Regions from separate parts of the Homo sapiens genome. Here region 1 is linked to region 2. A link is a loop called in an ENCODE intact Hi-C map of the cell type or tissue named here. Cell type or tissue: PC-3. All regions are shown on one strand. Links, peaks and the distances in the headings refer to the core of each region. The heading gives the core; the rest is flanking DNA.

What was found. Hi-C counts contacts between places; a loop is a spot of excess contacts. Peaks named below come from ENCODE experiments on the same cell type or tissue, not always from the same donor. Only the 100,000 strongest peaks of a DNase experiment are listed, where the experiment ranks them.
Region 1: a loop joins it to region 2, with 7 times the contacts of the local background. A loop is called at or near these places in 3 of 110 quality-filtered maps.

Annotation. Positions count from the first base shown.
Region 1 is chr17:15,987,748-15,996,083 of GRCh38, reverse strand. ZSWIM7 (zinc finger SWIM-type containing 7) reads left to right here. Exons shown (of 5, transcript NM_001042697.2): 2 at 2,306-2,327. Among named protein-coding and RNA genes, the nearest start is that of ZSWIM7, 7.8 kb to the left of the region's middle. In PC-3, for the core only: no CTCF peak of the experiment used is centred there; no DNase peak of the experiment used is centred there; H3K27ac peaks cover 1,456 bases.
Region 2 is chr17:15,917,735-15,926,006 of GRCh38, reverse strand. It overlaps a transcript of ADORA2B not described here. Among named protein-coding and RNA genes, the nearest start is that of ADORA2B, 23 kb to the left of the region's middle. In PC-3, for the core only: a CTCF peak has its summit at 7,610; DNase peaks (open chromatin) are centred at 4,946, 6,946 and 7,546; H3K27ac peaks cover 5,167 bases.

The DNA.
Region 1 (8,336 bases), core at 267-8,266, 70 kb before region 2:
CTTTTTCTGCCCTTACACTTAAGTGATTGTTTGTCTAGGTATTGAATTATTTGTTGGAAATAATATTTCTTCAGACATCTGAAAACATTTTTCCACTACATCTTAGCTTCTAGTGTTACTCCTGATTTTTGTATGTGACCTTTTTTTTCTCTGGAAGTTTGAATTATGTTTTCTTCATAACCAGTGTTCTGAATCTTCTGATAAAGTTTTTTTTTTTTCACTTCACAGTGTGGGCACACAGTGGGCCCTTTCAAGCTAGAAATTCATGTCCTTCAGCTGTGGGGAATTTTGAATTATTTGATTGATGAATTCCCTCCATCTGTTTTCTCTGTTCTTTCCGGTATTTCTGTAATTAAGTTACTGGATGTCCTCTGTTGTCCTTCTGGTTGACTTACTGTGGCTTCTGTGTTGCTTTTATATTTTCTCTACTTCCTGGGAACTTTCTTGAACTTTATCTTCCAGATTTTCTGTTGAATTTCTGCTGTCTTTTTTTTTTTTTTTTTTTTTTAAGAGACAGGGTCTTGCCGGCCACAGTGGCTCATGCCTGTAATCCCAGCACTTTGGGAGGCCAAGGTGGGCAGATCATCTGAAGTCGGGAGTTCGAGACCAGCCTGATCAACATGGAGAAACCCCGTCTCTACTAAAAAAATTAGCTGGGCGTGGTGGTGCATGCCTGTAATCCCAGCTACTCTGTAGGCTGAGGCAGGAGAATTGCTTGAACCCGGGAAGTGGAGGTTGCGGTAAGCCGAGATTGCGTCATTGTACTCCAGCCTGGGCAACAAGAGCGAAACTCCGTCTCAAAAAAAAAAAAAAGAGAGACGGGGTCTTACTGTGTTGCCCAGGCTGGCCTCAGACTCCTGGTTTCAAGCAATCTTCCTGCCTCAGCTTCCCAAGTAACTGAAACTACAGAGACATACCATGTATTTTTAATTTATAACTTTTTTTCAGAAGATTCCCTTTTTCTTCTTATTATGCCTTCTGCCTGTTTTTGTGCCTGTTTTATGATTGCATTAACTTTTTTCTGATGATAAAATATTAGTAATAGATGTTTAAAATTTTCTCCTTTCTGCAGTTTTTCCTCTAACTTTCTTCTGTTTGTTTTATTCTATTTCCTTTTTCCTTTGTTGTCTGGTAACCCTTGGCTGTCTAGTCATATTTCAGAGTGGAAGACTAAAAAGTATATTGGAAGCTCTGGGTGGTAGAGGGGCTTACGGAATATGAACGTCACTATAGTTGTTCTCAGTAGGCTATTTAGTTGGGGAAACCATTTCAGTGTCATTCCCACTTCTCTTGGGGTATACCTAGGGAAGACTTCCAGTCTCCTGGCTGAAGTGTGAAGGCCTGATTGCTTGTGTTATGGGAGCCATGTTAGGGAAGAGAGCAGGAGATCCTGTTTTCAGTGTGACACCCTGACTTTCACTGTACCTAGTATTTTTCCCTAGTCCAAATAGCCTGTGTTTGAACCTCTCCAGAAAATAAACCTAGTCTCTTGCCAGAATGAGGGAAAGGCAGTCACCTAAAGCTGTGGAGGGAACTGGGGTCCCACTACTTCTCAAACGTACTCGAAAAGAGTCTTATTTTCATATCCCTGTTTCACCCCTAATGAAGCTATTTGGTGCCACCAATTCGTTAGGGTTTGGGGAAGGGGAGAGGTGGATTTTGGAGTGTAACTCAGGCTGGTGCTTGACTCTCCCCATTGCTGGCCTAGGATTCAGTTTTCTTAGGTCTTATAAATCATTTTCCACTCTTCTATCAGCTTCCAATGTATCATGGCTGTTGTTTCTCCCTGTCTTTCTCATCCTTTGGAATTCATACTTTTAAAAACAAATCTGGCCGGGCACGGTGGCTCATGTCTATAATCCCAGCACTTTGGGAGGCCAAGGCCAGTGGATCACTTGAGGTGAGGAGTTCAAGACCAGCATGGCCAGCATGGTGAAACCCCATCTCTACTAAACATACCAAAAAAAATTAGCTGGGCATGGTAGTGCATGCCTGTAGTCCCAGCTACCTGGGAGGCTGAGGCAAGAGAATGGTTTAAACCCGGGAGGCGGAGGTTGCAGTGAGCTGAGATTGCACCATTGCACTCCAGCCTGGGTGACAGGACAAGACTCCGTCTCAAAAAAAGAAAAAGGAAATCCTTTTATTATGGTTTTAGTGGGGTTTGGGGAAGGAGTAAAACCAGATGCATAGGTTCAGTTGACCATCACACACGGAAGTGTTTTTAGTTACAGTGTTTTTTAAGATTTTTATGTCAATGGTCACTGCTTAATATGATTAACTTTTTTTTTCCATTCTCATTTTACAGTTCCTGATGAATATCTGTTATCGTAAGTACATATACTGTTGTATTTGATTTTTTTTTAACCATTAATGTTAAAATCCTTTCAACATCAACTCTTGATTTTTAAAAATACTCTTGACCGGGCGCAGTGGCTCACGCCTATAATCCCAGCACTTTGGGAGGCCAAGGTGAGTGGATCATGAAGTCAGGAGATCAAGACCATCCTGGCCAACATGGTGAAACCCCATCTCTACTGAAAATACAAAAAATTAGCTGGACGTGGTGGTGGGCACCTGTAGTCCCAGCTACTCAGGAGGCTAAGGCAGGAGAATCACTTGAACCTGGGAGGTGGAGGTTGCAGTGAGCCAAGATCATGCCACTGCACTTCAGCCTGGGGACAGAGTGAGACTCTGTCTCAAAAATAAATAAATAAATAAATAAATAAATAAATAAAATAAAAAATAAAAATATTCTTACTACCAGGCACTGTGACTCACACATGTAATCTCAGCACTTTGGGAGGCAAAGGCAGGAGGATTGCTTGAGCCCAGGAGTTCGAGACCAGCTCTAGCAAAATAGGGAGACCCCCCATCTCTACGAAAATAATTTTAAAAATAGAATAAAAGGCCAGGCACCGTGGCTCACACCTGCAATCCCAGCACTTTGAGAGACTGAGGTGGGTGGATCACTTGAGGTCAGGAGTTCAAGACCAGCCTGACCAACATGGTGAAACCCTGTCTCTACTAAAAATACAAAAGTAGTGGGATGTGGTGGCACACACCTGTAATCTCAGCTACTTGGGAGGCTAAGGCAGGAGAATTGCTTGAACCCGGGAGGTTGTGGTTGCATATCTCGCTGCGATTGTGCCATTGCACTCCAGCCTAAGTAACGAGCAAAATTCCATCTCAAAAAAAATAAAAAATAAAAAATACTCTTAGAAACTAGGAATAATATTTTCTTGACATGATTCTTAAAAATTTGTCTCAATTGAATAGCCAACACCATATCCAGTATTGTCATATTTGCCACTCTTATTTAACATTGTTTTAAAAATTGTGGCTGTTGGCCGGGCGCAATGGCTCACGCCTGTAATCGCAGCATTTTGGGAGGCCGAGACGGGCGAATCACCTGAGGTCAGGAATACAAGACCAGCCTGACCAACATGGAGAAACCCTGTCACTATTAAAAATACAAAATTAGCCAAGCATGGTGGTGCATTCCTGTAATCCCAGCTATTCGGGAGGCTGAGTCAGGAGAATTGCTTGAACCTGGGAGGCAGAGGTTGCTGTGAGCCAAGATCATGCCATTGCACTCCAGCCTGGGCAATAAAAGCGAAACTCTATCTCAAAAAAAAAAAAAAAAAGCGTAGCTGTTCAACTAACACATGAAAAAGAAATTACAAATGTACCTATCTGCAAGGAAAGACAATTATCATTATTTGCAGTTGATACAACTACTTAAATGAGAATAATATAGAGTGGTCAGTTATTTTAAAAATGCAGAGACCAAAAAAGTAAAAGCTACCTAGGTATAAGTAATACTTAATTACTGATACACACTTACATTTAAAAATCCTGGCCAGGTGCGGTGGCTCACGCCTGTAATCCCAACGCTTTGGGAGGCTGAGGCGGGTGGATCACCTGAGGTCAGGAGTTCGAGACCAGCCTGACCAACATGGTGAAACCCCGTCTCTACTAAAAATACAAAAATTAGCCGGGCATGGTGGCAGGCACCTGTAATCCCAGCTATTCGGGGGGCTGAGGCAGGAGAATCGCTTGAACCCAGGAGACAGAGGTTGCAGTGAGCTGAGATCATGCCATTGCACTCCAGCCTGGGTGACAGAGGCAAGACTCTGTCTCAAAAAAAAAACAAAACAAAACAAAACAAACAAAAAAAAACAAAACCTGTCCCAGGAGGACTGTTTGAGCCCTGAAGTTCCAGGCTGCAGTGAGCTATGATTGTGCCACTACACTCCAGCCTGGGTGATGTGAGACCTTGTCTCTAAAAAAATAAAAGTTCTGAAGAATATATACCAAGCTCTACCAGTGTTTTTTCTTTGGGGCAAGGAAGGAGGTAGAATTGAGGGAACGGCCTTAACCTTTACTGTATTTCTTAAATTTTTAATAAGAATTAAATATTACTGGAAAAAAATGTACTACTTTAAAAACAAAAGGGCAAAGAATAAAAGATGTAAATAGCCGAATCCTTTGGGAGGAAAAAGACAAATCTTACTAGTGACCACAAAAATACAAATTAACATAACATAACTTTTCATCTAGAAAATTAGTGACCACAGAAAAGAAGTTGACACAAATATGGGGAAAGGGGTCATTTATAACAGGAATGTAAATTGCAGGGTAACAGGCAATAGGAACTTTAAAACATACATATTCTTTGACCCAGAAATTCCACATAAAAGAACATATACCCAGGAAGTAATTATAGATGTTTGTAAAGATTTTACAGTGAGGATATTCTCAGTGTGATGAATATCCAGTATTGTTTATGGTAGCAATAAAACATAGAAACAATCTAACAATTCATGGAGTTTGAGGAGAATAAAAATGATTCATCTTTACAGTAGAATTATTTGTAACCATTAAAAGTGATATGGAAAAATTTTTAATGCATTCAAGAGATGTTCACAGTAGGTATTAAAGTGGACAGAGCAGGTTAAAAAAATTCTTTTTTTTTTCAGACAGTGTCTCACTCTGTCACTGAGGCTGGAGTACAGTGGCGCGATCTCAACTCACTGCAGCCTCTGCCTCCCAGGTTCCAGTGATTCTCCTGCCTCAGCCTCCTGAGTAGCTGGGACTACAGGTGGCACACACCGAGGCAGGTGGATGATGAGGTCAGGAGTTCCGCCTGCCTTGGCCTCCCAAGGTGCTGGGATTACAGGCATGAGCCACCACACCTGGCCTTAAAAAAATTCTTAAAGGTAACTGTTGAGATTGATTGGTAAGGTTCCCGACAAATTTTATTTCATTGTTTTTTGTATTTTGTTATTTTATAGACTAAATCTTCATATGTTTAATATAAAAATTCAAAGCACTCTTTTCTATTTCCCCCAATAATTTGTTGTATATGTGGCTGGTTTGTTGGAAAATGAAGTAAGAAGTTGAACATTTTAATTTTGAAGCCTTACTAGGTTTGTCTTACTCTGTGTTAAGTCATATAAGTTCTTTAAAACATTAACTTTTCAGTTTGAGTTTAACCCTGCCATTTTATTTTCTAGTTTATAAAAATAACCCACACTTAGGCCGGGTGTGGTAGCTCATGCCTGTAATCCCAGCACCTTGGGAGGTGGGATGCGCCTGTAATCCCAGCTACTCGGGAGGCTAAAGCAGGAGAATCACTTGAATCTGGGAGGTGGAGGTTGCAGTGAGCAGAGGTCGTGCCACTGCACTCCAACCTGGGCAACACAGTGAGACTCCAACTCAGTAATAATAATAATAATAATAATAACCCACACTTATAAAAAACTTTTATTGGAAAATAAAACCTATAAAAAGCATCAATAATCATACCACCCAGTAATAATCACTCTTAAATTTTGGTTTATTGCTTTTTTTTTTTTTTTTTTGAGACAGAGTTTCGCTCTGTCACCCAGGCTAGAGTGCAGTGGCGCGATCCCGGCTCACTGCAAGCTCCGCCTCCCGGGTTCACACCATTCTCCTGCCTCGGTCTCCCAAGTAGCTGGGACTACAGGTGCCTGCTACCGTGCCCAGCTAATTTTTTGTATTTTTAGTAGAGACGGGGTTTCACCGTGTTAGCCAGGATGGTCTCGATCTGCTGACCTCGTGAGCCACCTTCCTCGGCCTCCCAAAGTGCTGGGATTACAGGTGTGAGCCACCGCGCCTGGCCGGTTTATTGCCTTTTCAAAAAATTAAATTTTGGCCAGGCATGGTGGATCACGCCTGTAATATGAGGATCGCTTGGGGCTGGGAGTTTGAGACCAGCTTAGGCAGCACAGGGAGACCCTGTCTCCACAAAATCAAAAAATTAACTGGATGTGGTGGTATATACCTGTAGTCCCGGCTGCTAGGGAGGCTGAGGTGGTGGGAGGATCACTTGAGCCCAGGGGGTTCAGGCTGCAGTGAGCCATGATTGCACCACTGGAATCCAGCCTGCCTGGGTGACAGAGAGAGACTTTGTCTCAAAAAACAAAAAACAAACAAACAAAAAGGCCAGACACGCTGGCTCACACCTGTAACCCCAGCACTTTGAGAGGCCAAGGCGGGGGGATCACCTCAGGTCAGGAGTTCAAGACCACCCTGACCAACATGGCAAAAGCCCATCTCTACTAAAAAATACAAAAATTACCTGGGCATGGTGGCCTGCACCTATAATCCCAGCTACTCAGGAGGCTGGGCCGGAGAATCTCTTGAACCCCGGAGGCAGAAGTTGCAGTGAGCCGAGATTGTGCCACTGCTCTCCAGCCTGGACACCAGAGTGAGACTCCATCTCAAAAAAAAAAAAAATTAAACTTTTAATTTTGACATAATTGTAGGTTTCCTTTAAAAAAGTTAACATGCTTGAGAGTTCCTAAAATATAATTTTGTCTTCAACCTTTCTCACCTAATATTATAAGAATTTTCTCACATATCAAAGTTTTTTCCTGTATATCATTTAACAGTTGGATAGCCTTATTACTAATCCAAAAAGTACACATTTATTATCTTCAGATGGGCAACATAAAAAAGCCTGATAATACTGGTGTTAGTGGGGACATGGAGAAAGTAGAAGTTGGTTTTTCTGTTTGTTTGTTTCATTTATTTTTTTTTTGAGACGGAGTCTCCCTGTTACCTGGGCCAGAGTGTAGTGGCGCGATCTTGGCTCACCGCAACCTCCACCTCCCGGATTCAAGCGATTCTCCTGCCTCAGCCTCCTGAGTAGCTGGGACTACAGGCGTGTGCCACCACGCCCGGCTAATTTTTTGTATTTTTAGTAGAGACGGGGTTTCACCATGTTAGCCAGGATGGTCTCGATCTCCTGACCTCTGGTGATCTGCCTGCCTCGGCCTCCCAAAGTGCTAGGATTACAGGTATGAGCCACCGCGCCCGGCCTGAGAAAATAGAAGTCTTATACAGTGCTGGTGGGAGTGCTGTTTTCACTTTTTTGTGTGTTTTAGTTTTTTTTTTTCTTTTTTCTTTAGAGATGGGGTGTCACTACATTGCTCAGGCTGGTCTTGAACTCCTGGACTCAAGTGATCCTCTTGCCTCAGCCTTCCAAAATGCTGGGATTACAGGCATGAGCCACCACTCCTGTTTCCACTTTGGAGAGCTATTGGCAATATCTATTAAAGTTGAAAATGAACATATGCTTTAGTTACATAAACTAAAGGGGGATTTTCAGAGATGTATGCCAAGGGACATGTATGGGGATAATTGAATATTATTTATAATAGTATAAAATGGAAACAATGTCCATACATAGAGTACTTAAATAAAATTCAGTGTATACATATAATGGAATATTATTCAAAGGTAAAGTAAAAATAAATGTCCGTCAACATGCCTCATTTTCAAAAATGCATTGAGTAAAAAAATGCAAGTTGCCAAAAGAAGTCTACGATATTTTATATTTTCTTTTATTTTTCATGAGCTATTTCAGGAACAGCAAAAAGAAGCCTACAATATACCTTTTATGTTTTAAAACAATACTATATATGTATATGCATACATCTATGCACGTGTGTTTGTTATGTATGTGTGCATACATATGTTCTATATATAATATTTAATATGAACACATTAACAGGAAGGAAACCAACAAATGCATGTGCTTGCCTCAGGGATAAGGGGAAGGTAGGAAGAAGGATGCACTACAGAGAAGTATAAAGAGGGCTTCTTTATCACTAACAGTTTACTCCCTTTATTAAAAATATAATACAGGCCAGGCGCAGTGGCTCACACCTGTAATCCCAGCACTTTGGGAGGCCGAGGCAGGTGGATCACCTGAGGTCTGGAGTTTGAGAGCAGCCTGACCAACATGGAGAAACCCTGTTTCTACTAAAAATACAAAATTAGCCGGGTGTGGTGGCACATGCCTGCAA
Region 2 (8,272 bases), core at 1-8,000:
ATCCCATTCGCCTTAACCCTAAATCTGTTTTTTTTTTAAGACGGAGTCTTGCTCTGTTGCCCAGGCTGGAGTGCAGTAGAGAGATCTCGGCTCATTGCAACCTCTGCCTCCTGGGTTTATGCAATTCTCTGCCTCCACCTCCTGAGTAGGTGGGATTATAGGCACACACCACCACACCTGGCTAATTTTTTTGGTTTTTTTAGTAGAGACAGGGTTTCACCATCTGGGCCAGGCTGGCCTTGAACTCCTGACCTCGTGATCCACCCGCCTCGGCCTCCCAAAGTGCTGTCTGGTTTTTACACTTTTGAAAAGGAGGTCACAATTACCAACTCAGGTTAATTATTCAAATACGCAGAAAGAGAACAGTCAAATCCTAGTACTAACTGCACAGAAATCCTGACACAGAGTTCACTAACATTTATTACTTCACCTCTATTTGAAGGGAAGACCTCTCATGCAACCTAACAATGAAGCATGCTTAAAATTAATGAAGTTAACATACAACAGTGTTAGATTACTATTTATAAATAGGGAGATACATATAAAAATAAACTTTCAGGCTAGACTCGGTGGCTCCTGCCTGTAATCCCAGTACTTTGGGAGGCTGAGGTAGCAGGATCGCTTGAGGCCAGGAGTTTGAGACCCCCATTTCTATATGTATTTTAAAAGTAGGCTGGGCACGGTGGCTCACGCCTGTAATTCCAGCACTCTGGGAGGCTGAGGCAGGCAGATCACCTGAGGTCAGGAGTTCAAGACCAGCCTGGCTAACATGGTAAAACCCCGTCTCTACTAAAAATACAAAAATTAGCCAGGCATGGTGGCAGGCGCCTATAATCTCAGCTACTCGGGAGGCTGAGGCAGGAGAATCACCTGAACCCGGGAGGTGGAGGTTGCTGTGAGCCAAGATCGTGCCACTGCACTCCAGCCTGGGTGACAGAGTCAGACTCCATCTCAAAATAAAATAAAATAACCAGGTGTGGTGGCATATGCCTGTGGTGCCAGCTACTCAGAGGCTGAGGCAGGAGGATTGCTTGAGCTCAGGAAGTTAAGGGTACAGTGAACTATGATCACGCTACTGCACTGCACACTTCAGCCTGGGTGACAGAGCAAGACTCTGTCTCTTTAAAAAAAAAAAGAAAGAAAGAAAGAAAGAAAAAAACATTTGAAAGACTGGAGGGGCTAAGGGGGGTAAACAGGGAAAGGATAGTAACAGGAGACTGCTGTCTTTTGATATATACCATAAATACTACTTAACTTTTTTTTTTTTGAGATGGAGTCTCGCTCTGTCGCCCAGCCTTAAGTGCAGTGGCACAATCTCAGCTGACTGCAAGCTCCACCTCCTGGGTTCACGCCATTCTCCTGCCTCAGCCTCCTGAGTAGCTGGGACTACAGGCATCCACCACCACACCAGACTAATTTTTTTTTGTGTGTGTATTTTTAGTAGAGACAGGGTTTCACCATGTTAGCGAGGATGGTCTCGATCTCCTGACCTCGTGATTTGCCCGACTCGGCCTCCCAAAGAATACTGCCTAACTTTTTAACAATAAGCTTGCATTACTATGGGAAAAGTTATAATATACTTATTTAAAATGTATATAAATTCATACCCCACCATGTACTTCAAGATAAATCCCAAATGCATCAAAGATTTAAGACAAAACAATGAAAGTTCTAAAAGAAAACAATGAAAGTTCTAGAAGAATGAAAGTTGTAGAAGGTTATAAAGGAGCACACCTTTATAACCTTGGAATGGGGAAGGGCTTTCTAGCTTTGACTTATCCAAAGCCTCAAAAGGGCTGGGTGCAGTAGCTCATGCCTGTCATCCCAGCACTTTGGGAGGCCAAGGCGGGTGGATCACCTGAGGTCAGGAGATCGAGACCAGCCTGGCCAACATGGCGAAAACTTGTCTCTACTGAAAATATAAACATTAGCTGGGTATGGTGGTGGGTGCCTGTAATCCCAGCTACTCTGGAGGCGAAGGCAGGAGAATGGCTTGTTCCCGGGAGGCAAAGGTTGCAGTGAGCCAAGATCACGCCATTGCGCTCCAGCCTGGGCAACAAAAGCAAAACTCTGTCTTAAAACAAAACAAAACAATAACAACAACAAAAAAAACAAAGCTGCAAAAGAAGAGACAAAAATTAAAAAAATTTTCTCCATGGCAAAAACAAATCATCATAAGCAGAAACAAAGACAATCACTGGGGAAGCTATTTGCATCTCAAATCACATACATCATCTCTCCAATGTACTAAAAGCTCCAAGATGAGGTTTCCAAACACTCACTAAGAAATATGGGCAATGGGACCGGGCGCGGTGGCTCACGCTTGTAATCCCAGCACTTTGGGAGGCCGAAGCGCGTGGATCACGAGGTCAGGAGATTGAGACCATCCTGGCTAACACGGTGAAAGCCTGTCTCTACTAAAAATACAAAAAAAATTAGTCGGGCGTGGTGGTGGGCGCCTGTAGTCTCTGCTACTCGGGAGGTTGAGGCAGGAGAATAGTGTGAACCCAGCAGGCGGAGGTTGCAGTGAGCCGAGATCGCGCCACTGCACTCCAGCCTGGGTGACAGAGCGAGACTCCATCTCAAAAGAAAAAAAAAATATATATATATATATATACACACACACATAGAGAGAGAGACAGAGAGAGAGAGGCAATGGCAGGGTGTGGTGGCTCACGCCTGTAATCCTAGCACTTTGGGAGGCTGAGGTGGGTGGATCACCTGAGGTCAGGAGTTTGAGACCAGCCTGGCCAACATGGTGAAACCCCATCTCTACTAAAAATACAAAAAAAAAAAAAAATTAAAAAAAGAAAGAAATTAGCCAGGCGTGGTGGCAGGTGCCTGCAATCCCAGCTACTCGAGAGGCTGAGGCACGAGAACCACTTGAACCTGGGAGGCAGAGGTTGCAGTGAGCCGAGATCACACCACTGCACTCCAGCCTGGGTGACAGAGCCAGACCCCATCTCAAAAAAAAGAAAAAAAGAAAAGAAAAAGAAAAAGAAATATGGGCAATGAATATGAAAAAGCAGTTCACAGAAAAAGGAACACAAACAGAATTTTAAAACATATTCAGTCTCATTTATAACAAAATGCAAATGAAAACTAAATTCAGACACCACTTCTCACCTATTAGACCAGCAAAAATCCAAATGTCTGATAGCACACTCTGTGGGCCAAGCTGTGGTTAAAGAGACACTCTCCTATGATGCTCATGGGAGAACAAGTTAATCCAGCTCCCACAGGAGCAATTTGGCATGTTCCGTCAGAAGCATAAACTCTTTGACCCAGCAAGTATATGTTTGAAACTTACACACATGAACATATACATATGCACATTAATAATGATAGCATTGTCATAAGAGCAAAAGACTGGAAACAGTCCCTATGTTCATCATCTATGGGGTGACCCTACATCCCAGTTTGCTTGGGACAGCCCTGGTTTACACCTTTGCCCCAGTATAATTAATAATACAGCCCTGTTCACTCTTGAAAATGTCCCAATCTGGATGGTTGGTTTTATGGCTACCCTAATCATAGGGGACTAGATAATTGATGCTACACCCATATAATAGAATACCATGCAGCAGAAAAAAAGAATGTGGATGCTTTCTATGTATTGATAGCAATGTGTCTTGGAGACATTTGCCTAAGTGAAAAGAAAAAAACCCAAACAAAAACAAAAAGCCAGGTGCAGAATAAAATGCATAGCATGCTAACTTTGGGGTTAAAAATAAGAGGATATGATGCTACTCACATTTGCCTGTATGTGCCTAAGAAACTCTGGAAGGGTACACAAAATACTGATAACAGTAGTTACCAGTGTGTACGCATCTGGGAAGGGAAGGGAAGACTGAGTGGCACGGTCTTTCACTGTATATTTTTTCATAATTTTTTGAGTCAAGTAAAAATAAATGTTTGAATCTATTCAGAGTTAAACTTTAAGATGAAAAAGTATATAAACTGTCACAGACTTCTAATTCCCTACACAAGTCATCCTTCCTTTTTGTAACAGAACCCCAGACTAGATTTCCCACCCTTCCTTGAAGCTAGGTGTAGCCATGGGACTAATGAAATATAACAGAAAGTGTCACATGAGTCTTCTAGGAAGACATAAACTTTATTCTGTCTCCTGGGATATAGTTGTGATGACTGGAACTCTGGCAGCCATTTTCATTTATGAGGATAAATGCCACTCCCTTAAGGATGTGAGAGCTAAAAGGTGCCTGGATCCCTAATAATTTTGTGAATTCAGCATGCTAGCTTTGGAAGTTTTACCTCTGGACTTCTTTTTTTAATGAGAAGGGAGGAAGTTTCTTACCTTAAAGCACTGTTTTTCAGGACTCTATCCCTTGCCACTTAACCTAATTCTAACTGATACTGACGTGTGCTGATAAAACTACCAAAAAATATGTTAATTTTCATTACCCATTTTTGGTGTGATGATAGGACATTTTTATTTTCTTTGCGCCTTTGGTATTTTCTGTACTGAACATGTATTTTAGCATCAACTGTCACTTTAAAACAACATTTACACGATTACAGAAAATGGATCTTCTAGTTTCTGATTTTGTGTCAGGTAAATTTCACTTTCAAAGGAGATAATGACAGCAACCATCAAGAGGGATAATATCTCCAGAAGCCATTTGCAGTGGTGCTTTGTTAGCAGCAGAGATCTCATAGCATCACTGCTGCTGCAGAAGAACAGGCTGAGACCTTCCAGTTGAGTAAAAGCCGCCTGTTGCTTTAAATTGTAAGTGAGACCTAGAAGATGCTTGGAGCCAGTTCTGATTGAGATTTGCCAAATCCCCAGGCTCAGCTTGTCTGCTTTCTGGAAACAGGTTTCCATTGTCTATGACTGTCTGAAGCAGGGGAGAAATCCTCCATGGCCTGGGGAGATGGATGATAAAACTCACACGGGTGCCCCACTGGCTCACTGACTCATCCTGGAATGATCGGAAGGCCGGAAGCCTGGCACATGTTCTTGGACTCAAACATTGGTTTCCCACATTGCCATATACAAACAATTCCAGAGCGAGAGAATTTTTATAGAAGACCTGTTGAAAGTCTGAGAAGACCATCAGCAGGGAGCTCCCAGATGCCTACAGTTGTGCAATCTGTGAGTCATCCCGTTGGCCCCCTGCTGTGCTTCTCCAGCTGGGCTCGCAGCCTCCAAGGGATGAGGCCTGTCACAAATACCTGCGCGGTGCTGTGATGCACCTTTCTGGCGTGTCATTTTTATGTGAAAATTTGTGGTGGGGAAAGTCAACATTTTTTTTTTTTTTTTTTTGAGACGGAGTCTCCCTCTATCACCAGGCTGGAGTGCAGTGGCACGATCTTGGCTCACTGCAACCTCCACCTCCCAGATTCAAGTGATTCTCCTGCCTCAGCCTCCTGAATAGCTGGGACTAATGGCACGTGCCACCACACCCAGCTAATTTTTGTATTTTTAGTAGAGACGGGGTTTCACCATGTTGGCCAGGATGGTCTCAATCTCTTGACCTTGTGATCTACCCGCCTCAGCCTCCCAAAGTGCTGGGATTACAGGCGTGAGCCACTGTGGCTGGCCTGAAAGTAGTCACTTTTATATGAAACAATCATTGCTATGTCATAAGGGGAACAGAAACTTTTATTTATTTTGTATAAATTTAGGGGATACGACTGCAGTTTTGTTCCATGGGTATACTGAACAGTGGTGAAGTCTGGGCTTTTGGTATAGCCATCACCTGAATAGTGTACATTGCACCCATTAAGTAACTTCTCATGCCTCACTCTCCCTTCCGCCTTCGCACCCTTCTGTGTCTCCCGTGTCTATTATTCCACTCTGCATGTCCATGTGTACATATTATTTAGCTCCCATTTATAATGAGAACATTCAGTATTTGAGTTTCTGAAAACTCTGAAGCATTTATAAGGCTTCAAAATAAAAGATTTCAAAAAAAAATTACTGTAGTACACAGCTTCAAACTGTGTTCTGAGACCCCCTGGGGGCCACTGGGGTACTTTGGTCTAGGGAAAAGGTTTAAAACTCTGGCTTACAGGATTTCACGCTGACGCTAATTGAAACTGTCTTTGGGTCTGTATTACAATCAATCTTGTCTAGACACATTCACCCAATTTCTTCATGAACAAAGGTTTTCTTTAAAAAAATTATTTTTATTTTTTATAAAAAGTGGCTGGAGAAAGTGGGTCTTTTCCATCCTGTACACCCAGCTGGCCACTGGAGCCTCCTCTGCCCCCACCTGGCATCCCACCTGGCCTCCCTTCCCTTCCCTTCCCACCCACTGGGCACATCCACTGCTGTACCTGGTGGCTGTCTCCTGACCTCAGGAGGCTCAACCCTTGCAACATGCCTACCACTGGGCTTCAAGGCACCCATTTCCTGCTGAGGAGGTGGTGCCAGGACACACTAGGTGACCAAAGACACAGGTACCTGCCCTGGCACAGCTTGTAGTCCCTGGTTGAGGGTGGGAAACAGACATTCACCCCAAAATGACACCCATAGCTGGAGAGTTAAACATCTGATGATGGCCCTGAAGGAAAAATTAAGGCCACATTTTTTCAGGGAGCCCAGTTTAATTGGGGTGGGGGAATGGAGAGGTGTTTCTCTAAGGCAGTCTTGCTTTAGGTAGTCCTGAAAGGTGAGTAGAAGCTGGCAGGTAGAGGACAGATGCAGGAATGACTCAACGGGTTGCAGTGGGATTGGATGGGCACCTCCTGAAGGCTTTGGCTGGAAAATTCAGGTCAAATAATCCAAATTGGTTCCTACCAGGGCCTGGAATAGGCCACTGGGCTTTAGAACAAGACACCTCCAGTGGGTGCCATGGTTGTAGGATGGCAGGGAGCCCATCACAGTTTCCTTCCCCAAGAGGTGGCAACGAGGAGGTCACACTGCATCTGGAGTGTATCTGCTTAGGGCTGCCAGCAGTCAGGCTGGGCACTGGACAGCTGCCCAGGAAGCAGAGGAGAAAATAAACCTCCTCCTGGAGACTGAGAAGAGCCATAAACCGGATGTTGGTGGTGGGGGCTCAGGACCTGCCTGGGTGGTTCACTCAGGCTTCACTATTTGCTCCTCCTGCCTGGGCCTCTGGCTGTCCCCTGTCACACAGAGTGACCTGCCTGTCCCAAGGCTCTTACACGGCTGCCAGCAAAATCTGAAATTCAGATAAACAACCAATAATTCCTGAGTCTGTCCCAAATATTGCAGGAGGTGTACTTACGCTAAGAAATTATTCACTGTTGGCCAGGCGCGGTGGCTTACACCTGAATCCCAGCACTTTGGGAGGCCGAGGCGGGTAGATCACGAGGTCAGGAGTTTGAGACCAGCCTGGCCAACATGGTGAAACCCCATATCTACTAAAAATACAAAAATCAAACGGGCGTGGTGGCACTCGCCTGTAATCCCAGCTACTCGACAGGCTGAGGCAGGAGAATCGCTTGAATCCGGAAGGCGGAGGTTGCAGTGAGCCGACCTCAAGCTACTGCACTCCAGCCTGAGTGGCAGAGCAAGGCTGTCTCAAAAAAACAAACAAAAAGAAATTATTCATTGTTTATCTGAAATCCAAATTTAATTGGGCATCCTGTGTTGTATGTGGTGACTGTACTCAGCCTACAAACTAGGCCCCTACCGGAGGAAAGGTTTAAGACTCCGACTTTTAAGGGGCCAGAAGACGCAAAAGAAGATATAAGCCCACAGCAATGCACTGAATGTTTGTGTGCCCCTCTCCAAATTCCTCTGCTGAAACCTGAACCAAGGTGAAGGTATAAGGAGCTGGGGCCTTGGGGAGGTGACCAGGTCATGAGGATGGAAGGATTCCTGCCCCTGTAAGAGGCCAGGAGCAGCTCCCTCTGTCCAAGTGAGGACACAGCAAGAAGGTGGTCTTGGGCAACCGGGAAGAAGGCCTTTTCCAGAGCCCGACCACGCTGCCACCCCGAGCGCAGACTCCCAGGACCACGAGATAGCAATGTTGTTTCTAAGCTGCCCAGTCTAAGGTGCCTCGCGACGGCCACCTGGACGTACAATCACCCACAAGGATACGGAGGAGGACAGCCCGGGCCCAGTGCAGGCTCGAGAGGGAGGGAGGGACAGCGGCAGGAGGCGGGGCTGGGACCGAGCCCGAGCACTCGCCTGGACAGGCGAAGTTTGGGGTGGCCTCCTGTGGCAGGGGGTTGGGGAGCCTAAGCCAAGGAGCCGAGTAGGCGGTGACTGCGCGCCCCTGCCCGCGCCAGGCCCGGAGCGGTCGTCTGTTGAATGGAGCCCCTGATGCGACCAGCA